Linked DNA regions of Homo sapiens: region 1 is linked to region 2. A link is a loop called in an ENCODE intact Hi-C map of the cell type or tissue named here. Cell type or tissue: endothelial cell of umbilical vein. All regions are shown on one strand. Links, peaks and the distances in the headings refer to the core of each region. The heading gives the core; the rest is flanking DNA.

Region 1 (9,027 bases), core at 772-8,771, 150 kb before region 2:
GGCAGATCAGCCTCTGGGAACTCTCACTTTTCCGTTTCCTCTCGGGCCCCTCCCTTTTAATTTGCTAAGAACAACCTCCCTGCCCAAGGCTGTACCCTGAATTCTTGCCATAAACCGGTTCTGTACCCAATCCTCAAATCCAGTGGCTTTCAAGCTTTCCTGACCACTTTCTTGAGGAAGAAATACGTTTTGCACAGTGAAGACAAAAGAAAGAACCCACTCCCGGCGTTTGCATGTTCCCTGAGCTCCACTCCTGAACCACTCCTTAACTTCTCACAATAACCCATGTCATGCTGTTTTCCCCCCATGGGCAGATGAGGAAACTGAGGCCTGGAGAGTTAACACACCTGGGGTCATGTGGCTGGACAGGTGGGCTCCAGGGCTTGCATTTTTTGTTTTGCTTTTTTGAGGCAGAGTCTTGCTCCGTCGTGCAGGCTGGAGTGCAGTGGCGTGATCTTGGCTCATTGCAATCTCCGCCTCCCAGGTTCAAGTGATTTTCCCACCTCAGCCTCCCAAGTAGCTGGGATTACAGGTGTGAGCCACCGCACCTGGCCTGGGGCTTGCATTTTTAACCACTATACTCATGGGTGACTGAAATAAAGCCTGTGCTTTATTATATGCAAGGCGTATTTTCTATCCCAGCTGTCTCTTTCAAAATGCGCATCACAACCCACTCCATGGATTTTGCAATTCACTACTGGGTCACAAGCTGCAGTTGGAAACATCCTGTCCAGACCCAGGGGAGGATACGCTGAGATGCAGAATACCAAGGGCATACCAACTGGGCACCTCCTACCTCCTGCTCCCCACCTCCCAGAGCCAGGACCCCTCCCTGTTGTCCTTCCCTCCAACCCCACAGGGCCAGCAGCCGAAACAACCCACTCTCTTTCTCATATGTGAGCTGACAGCTTCGGGGCAGTTCACGTGTCCCCAGCAGCCCCTAAACCTAGGGAAGGGAGAAAGAGGCAGGAGGGGAAGGCCCACCCAATCTCCTTCCTGGAAGGGGAAAGTCATTATGATGCAGCTGGCAGGAGCTGGCTGGGCTTTTATTTCCCAAGGCCTGAGCTGGGGGCCAGAGGAGATTGCTCACAGATAGGGAGATGCTGCTGCTGGGGCTGATGCTTTATTCCTGCTCCTGCTCCTGCTCCTTGGCCCGCAGCCAAGCCACTTAACCCTTGAGGGAGCTGCAGACTGGAAGCAGCCCGCAGTGGGGTGGGCCCTGCTGGAGTGCAGGCTGGCATTACGGAAGGCAGGGGGAGCGCCTTAATCATTTTATTAATAGTTATTCTCACTTATGTTTAGTAAGCATGAGCTAAATCCTTTCTCTGTATTATCATATTTAACCCACCCAATATCCCTGGGAAGTTGCTTATTGGGATCATCCCATTTTATAGATAAGGAAGTGGCAGTCCAGAGACCAAAGTTGCTTGCCCATAGCCTCAAGGCCAGAGTGGGGGGCAGTGCAGGGAGAAAGAGGTGTTGTTAATATTTATTGAAGGGGTAAATATTTGAGGGTTCTGGGTGGGGGTGTTGGGGGTTTCAGCAACCTGCAGCCACGTATCTATTCTGGATCTTTGTGGCCTAGGAGGACATCCCAGGCCCTCTGCAGAGGGGCCCCATCCTCTCAGGCACACTGTCTTTTTCCTGCCTCAGTCCATTCCTGGCACCTAATGCCACTGTTTTTTATCCATCATCTGTGTGTTTTGAGACCTTGTGTTGCTGTGCCTGCAGCCTGGCCTGCTGCTTTTCACTATGAGAAACCAGCTTTATAGGTTGCACTTGCATCTGGCATCTTGCTGAATCTATGTCAGTTCTAACAGTTTGTCTATTGACTCTGTTGGTTTTTCTAGGTAGATGATTAAATTATCTTCAATACTGACAATTTTATCTTTTGCTCTTACATCCTTGTACCTGTTTCAATTTCTTTCTGTAGAGTGTTGAAGAGCTCTAATATATTTTGGACAGTGGTGTTGAAGTAGTATCCTTGTCTTTTTACAGGGAAGATTAAAACATTTAAAGTGTTTCCATTGCTGGGCACGGCAGCTCATGCCTGTAATCCTAGCACTTTGGGAGGCCGAGGCGGGTGGATCACCTGAGGTGAGGAGTTCGAGACCAGTCCGGCCAACATGATGAAACCTTGTCACTACTAAAAATACAAAAATTAGTCGGGCATGGTGGCAGGCGCCTGTAATCCTAACTACTTGGGAGGCTGAGGCAGGAGAATTGCTTGAACCCGGGAGGCAGAGGTTGCGGTGAGCCAAGACTGCTCCATTGCACTCCAGCCTGGGCAACAAGAGTGAAACTCCATCTCAAAAAAAAAAATAAATAATAATAATATAATAAAATAAAGTGTCTCCATTAAGAAAAATATTTGTTGTGGGTTTTTCTTATATAAACTTCACTAGGTTAAGAAAGTGACCTTCTATTTCCAGCTTGCTAGGCTTTACCTAATAAATTTTATTCACCAGTCGAGATAGAATTTGATTTTTCTTATTTAGTCTATTAATATAGCGAATTATATTGATTTATTTTCTGACATTGAACTGTCTTGGCATTGCTAGGATAAACCTTACCTGACATAATGTATTATTTAAAAAAATAAATATACCATCGGATTCAGTTAGCTAATCTTTTATTTAGAATGTTTGTACCTACATTCATCAGTGAAATAAGCAATGAGATTTTCATCTTCTCTTCTTTGTATTGACCTTATCTGATTTTGAGGTACACTAGGCTCAGAAACCACCCAATTGCCCATCTACAGTAGAATGGAAAAATATATTGTGGTATAACTGTACAGTGAAATTCTATAAACCAATGCGATTGAATGAACTTCAATCACATACAACAAGGATGGATTTCATAAACATAATGAATATAAAAGAACCCAGACACAAAAGAGTGCACAGTATGTGATGCCATTTGAATAAAATGTAAAAACAGGCAAAACTAACCTATGGCGGAGGCAGGTGATGATTTGCTCTGGATTCTAGTCATGTGCTGTGTTCGTCTATTCTTGCACTGCTATAAAGAAATACCTGAGACTGGGTAATTTATGAAGGAAAGAGGTTTAATTGGCTCATGTTTCTACAGGCTGTACAAGCATGGGGCCAGCATCTGCTCAGTTTCTGGGGAGGCCTCAGGAAGCTCTTATTCATGGCAGAAGGCGAAGGGGGACCAGGCACTTTGCATGGTGAAAGCAGGAGCAAGAGAGAGTGGGTGGGGAGGTACCATGCTTTACAAAAACCAGATCTCACGAGAACTCACTGTCTTGAGAACAAGATTAAGCTATGAGGGATCCCCCACCATGACCCAAACACCTCCCACCAGTCCCCACCTCCAACACTGGGGATTACAATTCAACATAAGATTTAGGCAGGGACAAATATCCAAACTATATCATAGGGGTATGTTTACCTTGACAAATTCATTCAGATGGAGCTTAAACACTGTTTACTTTTCTATATTTACATTGTACTTTGACAAAACTTACATAGAGCTTTATAAAATAAAATTTGCTATTTTTAGGAACAGCTTATAAAACACACACATAAACAGTTTTTTGTTTTTTTTTTGAAACATGGTCTGGCTCTGTCTTCCAGGCTGGAGTGCAGTGGTGTGATCTCAGCTCACTGCAACCTCTGCCTCCCAGGCTCAAGCCATCCTCTCTGCTCAGCCTCTGGAGTAGTTGGGACTACAGGCTACCATGCCCAGTTAATTTCTGTATATTTTGCAGAGACAGGGTTTCACCATGTTGGCCAGGCTGGTCTTGAACTCCTGAGCTCAAGTGATCCACCTGCCTCGGCCTCCCAAAGTGCTGGGATTACAGGCGTGAGCCACATGAGCTATTTTAAACTCACCTGTAAAACCATATGGACCTGGGTTTTGGGATGTGCGTGTGTGCACGTGCACACGCATAAGACTGACTGCCGTTTCCATTTATTTACAATTCCAGGTTTTTTCCAGTTTTTGATTTCTTTTTGCAACAATACTGGTGTTTTTTTAAGAAACATATCCATTTTACATTAGGGAGGTAATTGATATACCAATCAAACCCAAAAATATCAGTGGCTTAACACAATGAAGTTTATTTCCCGCTCTTGACATTGTCCGTCGTGGGCTGGGGAAGGGCTCTGAGAGCCAGAACTCTCCCATCTTGTGGGAGCATTAAGAGCTCAGAGTCCTCCACTGGCGCTTCTGTATCCAGCATTCTTCCCTGCGGACAGCATGGGGGCGCTGCGGGGTTAGCTTTTACAGGCTGGGCCTGGAGGTGGTGAACTTAACTGCCACCCACATTTCATTAGCCAGAACTTAGGCACCTGGCTGCAGATGAATCCATGGGAGAATGGGAAGTGTAACAGGGCTGTGTGCCCAGAAGGAAGGGAAATCATTTGGGAATACACGGCAGGCTTTGCCCCAGGTTTCATCTAGGTTTTCACATTTATTGTTGTCTGATTGTTCATAATAATATTTTTAAAAAGATCTTTATTTCTCTTTTTTTCCCAAGCTGTTATATATCTTTCTGGGGGTCCACTTATTAATTCATTTAAAGGACTAGTTTTAGGGTTTGGTCATCTTCACCATTTCATTAACGTCTGCATGTCTTTCTTATTTTTAGCCTTTTTTGGCTAAAAAAATAGCCAAGTAATAATAATAAATGTACTTAAAGCTCTACATTTTCTTCCAAATACTGTTTTAGCTGTGTGCCACAAATTCTGACATTGTAGCATTTTCATTATCATTCAATTCTAAATATTTCTGAATTTCCTTTAGGATTTCAATTTTAACCAAAGACCTAGAGTGTTAAGACATTTTTGTTATTTGTCTCTAACTTCATTGCATCCTACTTGGATAATATAATCTGTAAATTCCTCTGGATTGAATGAGGCTTCCTTTATGATCTAATATATGGTATATCTTTTACAAAGTTCCACAGGCGTCAAAAAAGAATGTGGGTTCTCTATATTTTAGGTAGATTCACATACACGCAGTCAAGCTCACTGATAGCATTATACAGAACTTTGATATCTCTGCTTATTTTTTGTCTGCTTTATTAATTTCTGGGAATGGTATTTTTAAATATTCACTTCATTAGCTGGATGCAGTGGTGTGTGCCTATAGTCCTACCTACTCAGGAGGCTGAGGTGGGAGGATAACCTAAGCCCGGGAGTTCAAGACCAGCCTGGGTGATATAGTAAGACCCCGTCTCTTAAAAAAAAAAATAAGAAAATTCATTTTAAGTTGGTTTTATGTTTTTTTTTTTCTTGATGTATTTTGAAACTGCATACATCCTGGTGCATTTTCATTCTTGTTCTATTGTTTCTCTTACCCCTATATAACATCTTTCTCTATCCTCTATATTTTTGGTTTAAATTATATTTTGTCAGATATTAGGATTGCTATCCTAGCTTTTTAGGTTCATATTTGCCTGGTATATATTTCTAGTCCTTTATCTTCAATATTTATGTGTCTTTCTATTTTGACTGTCTCAAGTAGACAACATAGAGTCAGATCTTGTATTTTTAAACCTAATCTGAGAATCCCTACATTTTAAACATTTTAACAGCTTTATTGAGATATAATTCACATACCACACAGTTCACCCATTTAAAATGTAAAATTCAGTGATTTTTAGTATATTTACAAAGTTGTGCAACCATCACCACTAATTTTAGAATATTTTCACAATTCCAAAAGAAATTCTATATCCATTAAAAATCACTCCCTGTTTCTCCTGCCCTCCAGTCCTAGGCAACTACTACTCTAGTTTCTGATTTTATAAATTTGCCTATTCTGTATATTTCATGTAAATAGAATCATATAATATGTGGTCTTTTGTGACTGTTTTCTTTGACTTAGCATAATATTTTCAAGGTTCACCCATGTTGTAAAATGAATCAAAATTGTATTCTTTTTACTGCTGAGTAACATTCTACTTTACGGATATACCATAATTTATTCATCTATTCATCAACTGATGGACATTTGAGTTGTTTCCCCTTTATGGCTATTGTGAATAATGCTTCAGTGAACATTCATGTACAAGTTTTTGTATATGAAAGTCTCTATTTTTTGATTGGCAAGTTTAACCCATTTACATTTATTATACTAACCTTATATTGAGACTTGTTTTTGGTATTACTTTTTTACTTTTTTTTTTTTTCCTCTTCACTTGTTTCCCTTGGACAAACAGAGTATTCCCGAGCAGTCAAAAAGTTATACATTCTATTTTGGTCTTATGGTGGGTGCCATTAAGACCAATTTTATACCTGCTTATTCCTATTGATGCTTATGCTTATCAGTGTCTACTTTTCCCCTAAACAAGCTAAATACTTTTTCACACTGCTATGTCTCTTTAGTATCTCTACTCCTACCCCTACAGTTTAGAGTACTTTGCCTATAACTCTTTAAAGATATTACATTCTTCTCACTTCTAGCATTGCTATGAAAAATCTGATGTCAGCTTGACCCTTGTTTCTTTGTAGGTGGTCTGCTTCTCTCTGGTATCTTTTAGAGATTTTTTTTTCTCAGATTTCACTGTAATATGTCCATGTGTAGGTTTTTCCTTAACTCTTCTGTTTGGCACTCTGATTAATTTTACCCTGAAGTCTTTCATTTTTCATAATTATGGCATATTATCTCCATTATTTTTTCAAATAATAGTTCCTTCTCTACATTTTTATTTTTTTTTACCCTCCAGGACCCTTATCATCTGGGTTTTGGTACTTTATTTTTTCTCCACATCTTTCAGTGTTATATATATCTGAGCTGTGGGTTTTGCTCTGTTACCCAGGCCAGAGTGCATTGGTGTGATTACAGCTCACTGCAGCCTTGACCTCCCAGGCTTAAGCAATCCTCCCACCTCAGCCTCCCGAGTAGCTGGGACCACAGGCACACCACCACACCTGGCTAATTTTTAAATTTTTTGTAGAGACAGGGTCTCACTCTGTTTCCCAGGCTTGTTTTTATATTTTATACATAGTTAACCTTTCCTGATTCTGGGAGAGTTCTATAGTATAGTCTTCTAATCTATTAACTGGCTCTTCAGCTTTTGTCTTATATGTATGATGTTCCTCATCAGCTGCTCTGCTTATGTGTTTTGGGGAAGAATGACAAGCCAAGCCCCAATCTATGTCAGAGCTGGTAAACGAATGAGCCCCTTTACCCCAAAACCTTTGTTCCTCACTCAGATTTATTGTCACTCCACTAGGCAAATTCCCTGGCTAGAGTATGACCTTAAAAATCCCTGGGGGAAGCAGCACCCACCATCAGAGGGGGCCTCTCACGGCCTTGTAATCAGTAGTTTGGAGGGGAAAAGATGGAGCATTTATTTATTTATTTATTGAGATGGAGTTTCACTCTTGTTGCCCAGGCTGGAGTGTAGTGGCGCGATCTTGGCTCACTGCAACCTCCGCCTCCCAGGTTCAAGCGATTCTCCCGCCTCAGCCTCCTGAGTAGCTGGGATTACAGGCGCCCGCCACCACACCTGGCTAAGTTTTTTGTATTTTTAGTTGAGTCAGGGTTTTAGCATGTTGGCCAGGCTGGTCTTGAACTCCTGACCTCAGGTGAATCACCTGCCTAGGCCTCCCAAAGTACTGGGATTACAGGCGTGAGCCACCACATCTGGCCAAGATGGAGCTTTTAAATGGTCAAAGGCACCTGGGAGTTATCATCTGCTTTCGTCAACACCTTAATGGCAAAGCCTTTGCTGTCCTTCAGTATTAACCCCTGCATCTGCACCAGTGGCCTGGGCTGCTGCTGTTGCTGCAGTAAAGAGGCAGGTAAAGACCGCCCCAAGGCTCTGCTGAGGAAAGGCAGGGCAGAGCTGGGGAAGATTTCATACAGCTCTCTTCCACTGCACCCATCTCCTGTCCTCCTCAGGCTGCAGCCACCCACATTTTCCCCTGCAACCAAACCAGTTTTAGACACATTTAGTCTTCCAGGTTTTTCTTAAAGGGTTTAGTTCCTGGTGTCCACACTTGCTTCACAGTTTCTCTGGGGCAGGGAAGGAGCCAGCAGTTCATGTCGGCTTGCCAGGTGGGTGAAAACCAGGCTGCCTTTGGTGGGTGTTTATATCTTGCAGAACAGACATCCTGCTGGTTCTAGCTCTGGCCCTATTCATCTTTGGACCTAGGGGTTCTTGGGGAAATTTCTGACTATGGTTTTTGGGATTCAGCCTAAAAATCCCATCTTATTTCAACAGAAGATTGCTGAAACCTGCCTGTGATTTCACTTTCCCAGTTTCAGGCCTTGGGACAGACATGCAGAGGTGAGGGACAGTGACTGAGCCTCTCTCAGGCTTTGGGTGCAGGCTGAGCCAGCCCAAGCCCTCCAACCACTCCTCACAGAATGGGTCTGCCACCTGCTCCTCACCCTGGGCCTTCGCACTGCTCTTATAAGAAGTGTGACTAATAAGAAACCATCAAATGCTCTTCCAAAGTACTTTTACCATTTTGCACTCCCACCAGCAATGTATGGGAGTTCTAGCTGCTGCACATACTTTCCAGTACTTGGCATTTTCAGTTCAAAAAAAATTTTTTTAGCCATTCTAATAGGTTTCTAGTAGTATCTCATTTGTGGTTTTAATTTGCATTTCCTTAAAGACTGATGACATTGGACATCTTGTCATTTTTTTTTAACCATCTATATATCTACTTTTGCAAAATGTATGTTCAAATATTTAGTCCTTTAAAAAAAATACAGGGTTTTCTTCCTGAGTCGTAAGAGGTCTTTATTCCAGAAATTTGTATTTTTCTCCCAGTTTGTGGTACACCGTTATATTTTCTTAAAGTGTTTTTGGAAGAGAAGTTTTTAAGGTGAAGTCCAGTCCATTTTATTTTTCTTTTCTTTTTTTCTTACTGTCCTAGGAAATCTTTGTTTTAAAATCACAAATATTTCCTTATGTTTTCCTCTAGAATTGTTGTAATTTTAGCTCTTAAGTACAGGTCTATGATCCATTTTGAATTAATTATTGTGAGTGGTATGAAGTAAAGATTGATTTAATTTTTCCCAAACAACTGTCTGGTT
Region 2 (9,027 bases), core at 267-8,266:
AGGACAGGGCTCGGTTTGAGAGCAGATTGAAGAAGCCACTTATGGCCAATGAGAGGCAAAACTTGAGTCTGACAGATGCTAAAAACTGAAGCCCAAGACTAAGAGTTTCCCTTCATGTTGGGTGGTGATCAAAACTAGATGCTCTGTGAAAAGATGCTCAACATCATTAACCATCAGGGAAATGCAAATCAAAACCACAATGAGATATCACTTCACACCCGCTAGGATGGCTAGAATGGAAAAACCCTCAAAAACAGAGAATGAATATTGGAAATAATATGAAGAAATTGGAACTCTCATACATTGCTGGTGGGAATGTAAAATGGTGTAGTCACTTTGGAAAAGAGTGCAGCAGTTCTTCAAACAGTTAAACATGGAATAACTATATGTGCCAGCAATTCCATTCCAACCTAGATAGTCTAGAGATCTGTGTCTTAGTCCATTTTGTGCTGCTATAACAATACCACAGACTGGGTAATTTATAATGAACAGAAATTTATTTGGCCCACAGTTCTGAAGGCTGTGAAGTCCAAGACTGAGCACCTATATCTGGTGAGGGCCTTCTTGTTGCATCATAACATAGTGGAAGGCAACACATGGGCAAGAGAAAGCAAGACAGGGCAAGAGTGGGCTGAACTCGCTTTTATAACAAATCTACTCCTGCAAAAACTAACCCACTCCCACAGTAACGATATTAATCCATTCATGAGGGCAGGGCCCTCAGAACCTAAACACCTCGCATTAGGTTCCATCTTCCAAAACTGTTGCATTGGAAATTAAGTTTCCAAGACATGACCCTTTGGGGACACATTTAAACCACAGCAAACTGAAAACATATTTGCACAAACGCTTGTACAGTGGATGAATATTCATAGCAGCATTATTCACAATAGCAAAAGGGTGGAAACAACCCAAGTGTCCATTGATGAGTGAATGGATGGAGAAAGTGTGGTATATTCATACAATGCAATATTGTTCATTGTTAAAAATGAAGTACTTACCAGTCATGCTACAACATGGATAAACCTCGAAAACATTCCACTAAGTGACAGAAGCCAGTTACAAAAGGCCACCTGTGATATGATTCCATATATAAAATATCCAGAACAGGCAAATTCATAGAGACATAAAGTAGATTAGTGATTGCCAGGGAATGGGAGAGGAGAATTGGAACTAACTGCTAAAGGATTTCTTTGGGGAGGATGGAAACGTTCTGGAATTAGATCATGGTGACGGTTGCACAACATAGTGAATGTACTAAAAACCACTGAAGTTTACACTTTAAAATGATGATTTTATTTTATATGAAGTGTCTCTAAATACATGCTGTATTAAAGAAAAAAACTAGATGTCCTGGGAGGAGCTGGAAGAAGCCAGGCAGCACCTAGTTCATGTGGATGAAGGTTGGTTAGAAGAAAGCAGCCCAGAAATGAATGGTTGGGTAAGAATATAAGGGGTGCTTGGGATCTATGACCAACCTTATTTGTTTTAGAAATGCCCTGTTTATGCATTGGTTGAATGCCCAGCACTTGGCCTCCAAGAGCCCAGCATGGATGCTCCAGAAGTTAGCACTCTTCTGGGTTTGCCTCAGTGTGGGGGAATTAGCCTCCAGCTTGCCCAATGAAGAAAGCTCCTGCTCTCCAGGGAGCTAGAGCTCTGCCTACATTGGAGGTGAAGAATGGTATACTCTGGTACTAGGAAAAAAAACTTGTATGTGGCAGATAAAAACTGAGGTCAGGAACTCAGAGGAGACAATGGGGTACCAGGATCTGTGGACTGAAGAAGGACCATGCCATTTAACTCCAGCTCCCCTAGAAGAAACACTTTGGTAAGATCATCCCTCTGTGTGTGCCATGCTGTAAGGTTTATGGATTCCCTTGATAACATCTGAAGTGATGCTGCCACTGTCAGTGCCCTCCTGCTGGTGGCTTCTTATTGAAAACACCTGTGTCTCTGCCTGCGGTGGTTCTCTGGCTATGGGAGTAAGCTCAGCTGAGGCAAAGTGCAGGCTGGAAATGCCTGGGAGTGAATGCCCAGGAGCAGCCCTCAATCAGTGATCAACGGCAGCTGGTGCATAAATACCCCAGCTCCCTCACCCCTCGTGGGATGGGGGTTGGGGAACAACAACCTCTCAAAGGTCTCCAGCAGAATTGAGCCTCAGTTGCCCACAGTGGTAACTTGCCCATTAGTACCATCATTGCTCTCTCTCACTTCCCTGTGTGGGTTGTGAGAGAGAATCTTGGCTTCTGGATTACCTACCGACTAAACCACTTGCATGGTAATCTTAGTCTCAGAGTCTGCTTCTAAGGGAACCCACACTCAGAAAAGAGGTAACATTTATTGAATGTTGACTGTCTTCCATGGATTGTGCTGAAGTTTACACAGAGTGTCTCATCTACCCTTACAAAACCTCTGAGTTTGGCATTATTATACTCACTTACCAGAGGTCTTAGCCAGCTCAAACTATCATAGACTGGCTGACTTAAGCAACACACATTTATGTTTTGCAGTTCTGGAGGCTGGGAAGTCCAAGATCGAGGCAGCAGCAGATTCAGTGTCTGGAGAGGGCTTGCTTCCCGGTTTGCAGATGGACATCTTATTATTATGTCCTCACATCCAAAAAGTAAGCTCTGTTATGTCTTTTTATAAGGCACTAATCCCATCCATGAGGATTCTATCCTAATGACCTAATCACCTCCCAAGGGCCCCACGTCCTAATGCCATCACACTGGGGATTAGGATTTCAACATATGAATTTGTGGGGGAACAGAAGCATTCAGCCCATTGTACCAGATGAGGAAACTGAGGCTTGGAGAGGTGCAGCAACTTGCCTGCTGTCCTGACAGCTCAGATTCAAACCCAGGCTCAGCTAGTTTCCAGTGGAATCCTCTGCAGATTCATACAATGCCATGAACCTCCCTCTATGTAGGCTTGGTCTAAATCTCAAGTAGATTTTGTCTTGAGTGCTGATTCTGATTGGGCACTGTGTTGAGAAGGATTCTGAGGTGCTATCCCAGCTCTGTGGTCAGGAGTGAACCTTCATCACTGGTGTCTTCTCAGCTTCTCTTTCTCCTTTATTCTGGAAAATGACTCTTCTCTGACTTCATGTTTTTCTCTGGGCTGCCAGTCCTGGTAACAAAGAGCCCCCCTTCCACTGAAAACATGATCCCAGCAGGCCAATCAGAAGCCTCCCCTGAAGTAGTCAGGATGGGGAGGGGAAGCATGCTGTCCATCTTACCATCTTACATGAACTGGGAAGGAGGTAACTTCAGAGCTTCTAGCTGCCATCCGCAGGAGCCCTGCCTGAAAGAATGCTTGCAAACATACAGATCCCTAGAGGAGAAATGAAGAGGGGAGAGAGGGGTCCAGTGAGGTTCCCAGGAGGGCCCAGGGGCTGCGCTGCTGCCTGTAGCTTCTTCTTTGGTTTTCTGAGCTACTCCAGTATCCATATAACAAACCCCTTTTTGCTCAAGCTGGTTGGTCATTTCCAACAAAAAGAGTCCTGACTAACACAGAGTGCCATCATTGATTAGTAATGTCGGCCTTGGGTGAGTGAGTGGGGAGCAGAGGTTCATTCAGCATGTATTTCCTGTTCCTGGCTAAGAGTTTGTCTGAGACAGTGAACATGTTCCATGACTAATATTCTTTAAACAATGAGAATTTTACTCATCAATTCATTAACAAATATTTATTGAGCACATACACGCACACAGTCCTGTGCTAAGTGTCTGGGCACCATAAGACAAGGAAGGTAAACAGAATTCACACTGAGCACCTACCATATGCTGGTTGCTTCATGTGTGTGCTTTGTAATTTCCTCTAACCATTATAACACCTGGGCTTGAATGGTTTAATTATCCCCACTTTATAGAAGTTGAACTGAGGACTCAGTCCAAGCTTTTGATCTCTGGTCTGAGGCTGTTGCCAACACATCCCTCACTCTTTCATTTCCTGAGTTATTCCATATATATTGATGCTGGCTAATTATAAAAGCAATAGCGGCAATGAAAACAAGAATAGCAGCTGGCACTTACATAATCTTTACTACACATGAGGCATGGTTCTAAGCCCTTTGCCATGCTTAACTCACTTGGCCATTTCCAATGTTAAGCAGAAAGGCAGGAAAACAGATAAATCCCATGTGTTTACCTACTTCAAGGAGATCGTGGTCCAGCAAACGACATAAGCGCCTAGATGGGTAATTGATAATTTTGTGTTCATGTCCACGCTCTCAACCCAAAGAATGTCAAGACTCAGCTCAGGCATCATCTCCTCCAGGAGACCTCCCCTGACTCCTGTTTGATGCTTCCCCTGGGCACGCATGGCTCCTAGGTGCTGGGAAGCCCTGTCTGGTTCATCTCCAACGTCCAGTTCCCAGCATAAGACCTTGCTACACTGGGTGCTGGGAGTATTTGCTTCATGACTGTATGTGGGGAAGTCCATGGGGATGGGTGGAGGCAGGAGGAGATGCTGACTGTCCCGTGGGGAGGGGGTTCACAGAGAAGGCTGCATCAAGAAGGGGTGCTGGGTTGACTCAGAGGCGAGAGACACTAGGCCACTTTCATATTGGGAGGGCTCCTGATGTCATAAATCATGGAGAAATAATGTCACAAAGTGGCATATTTTTAAACAGTTCAAATGAATGAATGAAGACTTTTAACAATATAACCCCAAGGCACTAGAAGGTGTATGTGAGGGATGTGTTCCTGAAGACCTTGCATAACTCAAAACTCATAATTCAAGACGAACATGGACACTTCTGCTTACTGCCAGTGTGGCGCCACCGTGTGGCAACAAGTGCAATGGGACTCACAGACCCAACCTGCCCACTATGGAAGTGCTGCAGGACACTTGAATTTCCCGCTACTGCTTAGAGTGTGTGTGCGGGGCGGGAGATAGTGGGTAGGAAGATTTGTATTATTTCCAGTTTTGTATTTAGAATGAGACTTCATTAATATTTTAACACAACACTGCCTCAAATTCACATAAAATGTAACCCCCATCTCAAGAACATCACCAGTGAATGTGTGAGGGCCCCTGTGAATGTGAAGATGTCACAAGTTACCACTCTCTAGCCCCTGACAGATCCTGGGAGCTGCCATGCTCACATTGTCCCATGATGATACATCGTCCACACCCTCTTTCCCACTGGTCCAGCCACCAGGGCATGGAGGTATGAAGCCAGAGTGACCAGGTTCCGCCACACAAGCAGTGTGCCCCATAGGCCTGGGCGTGCCATCCGTGTGTAGCAATGACCCGAGCACAGCCCCGTCAGAGGCAAACCCTTTGCTCTCAGGCTGTCTAGCAGCCCTACATCAGTCTTGAGTTTTGGATCCAAGACAGCATCTCAGACTATCCAATCACTAATCCAATGAGTGAATATTTATTGGGCATTTACTGTGCGCTGGCTACTGCTCTGGTGCCAGGAAAGTCCTTGCCCCATCTTGGGTCGAATATTCACATAGCCCATTTGGACAGTATTAAGGAAGTTCCAGGTCTTGGACTTTCTTGAGGGGGCAGAGATAAATCTTTCAATGTTCAACAGTATTTAAAAAGCACCTCCTACATGCAAGGAACTGTCCTAGGCACTGAGCAGTGAGCAAACCGGGTGAAGACCCTGCCCTTATGGAGCTGCCATTCTAGCGGGGAAAACAGAAAATAAACAACATAAATAAGTAAAATACACCAGACTTCAGTGATTCTATGATGCTGATTTCCCCCTGACATTTAACATTTCTGAAATCAGAGTGTGTCCTACATTCAATGGTATCTTAGTCTTGTTCTGCTGTTTAATTGGCATGTTTATCTTTCTTTATGGTGCATAAACTAATAGCTCGTCTTGCTACTGATGACATCTGAATTTGATGAACTGCACAGTAAGTTAGACCATGTTGAGAAATAAGGAGAAAGCTAAGCAGGGAAGGAGGGTGGGGGTGTTGTGGAGGGCGGCTGCATTTACAGTCCTGGCAGATAGGCAGAAGGTGAATTTCAGCAAAGACCTGCAGGAGGTGAGGGAGGAAGCCGCATGGTGTCTAAGGGACGAGCACTGCAGCAGAGGAAACAGCATATGTGAATGCCTCGAGGCAGCAGAGTGCCTGGAAGAGTGGGGAGGCCCATGTTCCTGGAGGGAAATGAGTGAGGGAGGTGAATAGAGGATGAGTTCAGAGGGGGAACAGAGGCCAGGTTATTTTGCCTTTAAGAGCTTTGTAAGGACTTTGGTTTTTACTCTGAGTAAACTTCCACAGCAATATTGATCTTCTGACATCCACTTTGTGGATCTTCCAGAGAATATTTTGTAAATGTCCCAGACCAACTCAGGAGAGTGGTGGAGCTCAGATCCTAAGCCAAATCTGACTCTTAAGGCTGTGGTCTCTCTTGAGCAGGCAGATGAGTGACCAGCACAGGGGAGACAAGTGGGGGTGGTCGAGGGCCCAGCCAGGCAACAAGGCCTCATCTGGCATAGAGAAGGCCCTGAAGTCCAGGCCGGTGGGTGCTGTGACTAGGGGACAGCCTCCTTGGAATATCTCTTATAGAGTCCCCCAAAATTCACACAGGGAGCACCCCTTCAACGTGCAGTTCTTACAAGGAGCTCTGGATTAAATGAGCTTGATTGTCAAGGTAGTGATGCCACCAGAACATGAGTGTTTATCTTGTGGCTCAGAGACTTGAGTAAATACATTTCACAATTAGTGGCTAGTTTATGTAACAGTAATGCCCTAATAAGCCAACTCACAGGATTATCTTGGGGACTTATTAAGTATTAGGAGCTCCAAGTTGGATGCATGGAGCACACAGTATTCCAGCAAATCCTCCCTAGCCCTTCAGGTGTAAGTAGACAGGGAGGGAAAAGAGGGTTGCCCACGTCCCAATCCTCCCTTCCTCTTCTCTCCCTCCTTTCCACTCTGGAGCAAGGCTGAACCTTGCCAGTTCGAAGACCGCAGGCCTTAGCTGTGGGTAGTGGCAGATGAGACAGGCCAGCCATTCCAGAATGTTTCCCTTTTGTAATAGATTGATTGTATTAATGGCCTCCCTGTGTCTGCATCTCTCTGCAATATGACCTTGCCGCTCCTCCTATATAAAGGGGAGCCGGTTTCCCTGTCACTTGAATGTGAGCTGACTTCCTGACTTGACTTGCCAGGAGAATATGGCAGGGGTGACTGTACACCAGTTCTAAGCCCAGGCCTGAAAGGTGCTCACATGCTTCCTCTCGCTCTCATGCCATGAGAACAAACCCTCTCTGTAGCCTGCTGGAGGATGCTGAACCACATGGAGGAGAGCCCATGAGTCCCAACACACATCCTGCACTAGCATGAAGCAGCCATCTGACCCCCAAACAAGGGAGAGAGCCCAGGACAGATCGGCAGGGCTGTCTACCTGACTGTCAGCTCACGTCAGATATGTGAGGGAGCCCAGCTGAGACCAGAGGAATCACCCAGCTGATCTGTAGACCTGTAATCTCATAAGCAACATTTACTGTTTTAAGCCATTGAGTTTGTAGTGTCTGTTACACAGCAGTAGCTAACTGACACGTTTCTGTTCTGAAGTAGTTCTTGATGGGCGGGGGTGGTGTGACTTAGGATGACAAGATATAACGTCTCATTGTCCTTTTTTTCTTGGCAGTCAGGAGAAAATAGGACTTCCAAAGATCTCTGAAGAAATGTCAGGATATTTGTATGTTACTGTAACAGGATAAAAATGACCAAAAATGACTGTGACAGGGAAAAGAAATGTAACAAGAAAAATGTGTCAGGAGGCAGCATTCACTGACACCAAGTTCACGCACATCTTTTTTCCCCCGCAAGCAGTGGGGATACCTGTGTAAGCAAATACATTAATACTGCTGCTGTAACAGACATGCTCCCTGGCGCTGACGAGCTCACCCACAGGATCCCTGCTGGGGTGGGAGGATGTGAGTATCCTTGCATCTTTGTTTGCTGACAAGCATTGAGAAGCGGCCAGACTTACTGCTGCCCATTTTTGCTAAGACCTCTGTTGTCGTGGAAACTTCCTCAGCAAAGATTGCAGCCGTGTAAAAAGGAAAAGAGATGGAGAGGACTTTTTGAGTTTATCAGGAAACTCAGTGAAAATGTTGGCCCTCCAGCAGGCTAGATCAGGTGTTTGTTTGTTTTGGAGACAGAGTCTCCCTCTGTTGCCCAGGCTGGAGTGCAGTGGTGTGATCTCAGCTCACTGCAACCTTTGCCTCCTGGGTTCAAGTGATTCTCCTGTCTCAGCCTCCTGACTAGCTGGTATTATAGGCATGTGCCACCAGGCCCAGCTAATCTTTTTTTTTTTTTTTTTTGAGATGGAGTCTCTCTCTGTCCCCCAGGCTGGAGTGGAGTGCAGTGGCGTGATCTCAGTTTACTGCAAGCTCCACCTCCCAGGTTCACGCCATTCTCCTGCCTCAGCCTCCTGAGTAGCTGGGACTACAGGCGCTCACCACCATGCTCAGCTAATTTTTTGTATTTTTAGTAGAAATGTGGTTTCACCGTGTTAGCCACGATCTCCTGACCTCATGATCCGCCCGCCTCGGTCTCCCAGAGTGCTGGGATTACAGGTGTGAGCCACTGTGCCCGGCTGAATTTTTGTATTTTTTAGTAGAGACGGGGTTTTGCTATGTCGGCCAGGCTGGTCTCAAACTCCTGGCCTCAAGTGATCTGCCTGTCTTGGCCTCCCAAAGTGCTGAGATTACAGGTGTGAGCCACTGCACCCAGCCTAGATCAGGTTTGTTCTCATGGCATGAGAGCGAGAGGAAGCATGCAAGCTCCTGTCAGGCCTGGGCTCAGAACTGGCACACAGTCACCCCTGCCACATTCTCCTGAGCAAGTCAAGCCAGGAAGTCAGCTTACATTCAAGTGACGGGGAAACAGACTCTCTCTTTAATGGGAAGAGCTTCAAGGCCACATCGCAGAGGGACTCCGACACAGGGAGACCCAAAGAAAAGGCATCAGCTACTTAAACATTTTTAGCAGTTCACAGATTTCTTCACTTTCTCTCTGGAGGTAGGTACTAGCATTACCATTTCATAGA

Evidence for each region. Hi-C counts contacts between places; a loop is a spot of excess contacts. Peaks named below come from ENCODE experiments on the same cell type or tissue, not always from the same donor. Only the 100,000 strongest peaks of a DNase experiment are listed, where the experiment ranks them.
Region 1: a loop joins it to region 2, with 15 times the contacts of the local background. A loop is called at or near these places in 13 of 110 quality-filtered maps.

What each region holds. Positions count from the first base shown.
Region 1 is chr3:14,776,314-14,785,340 of GRCh38, reverse strand. No RefSeq gene overlaps it. Among named protein-coding and RNA genes, the nearest start is that of LINC02011, 31 kb to the left of the region's middle. In endothelial cell of umbilical vein, for the core only: a CTCF peak has its summit at 4,234; a DNase peak (open chromatin) is centred at 4,240; H3K27me3 peaks cover 404 bases.
Region 2 is chr3:14,629,769-14,638,795 of GRCh38, reverse strand. No RefSeq gene overlaps it. Among named protein-coding and RNA genes, the nearest start is that of CCDC174, 17 kb to the left of the region's middle. In endothelial cell of umbilical vein, for the core only: a CTCF peak has its summit at 4,785 (motif pointing left); DNase peaks (open chromatin) are centred at 3,595 and 4,785; H3K27ac peaks cover 1,228 bases; H3K27me3 peaks cover 248 bases.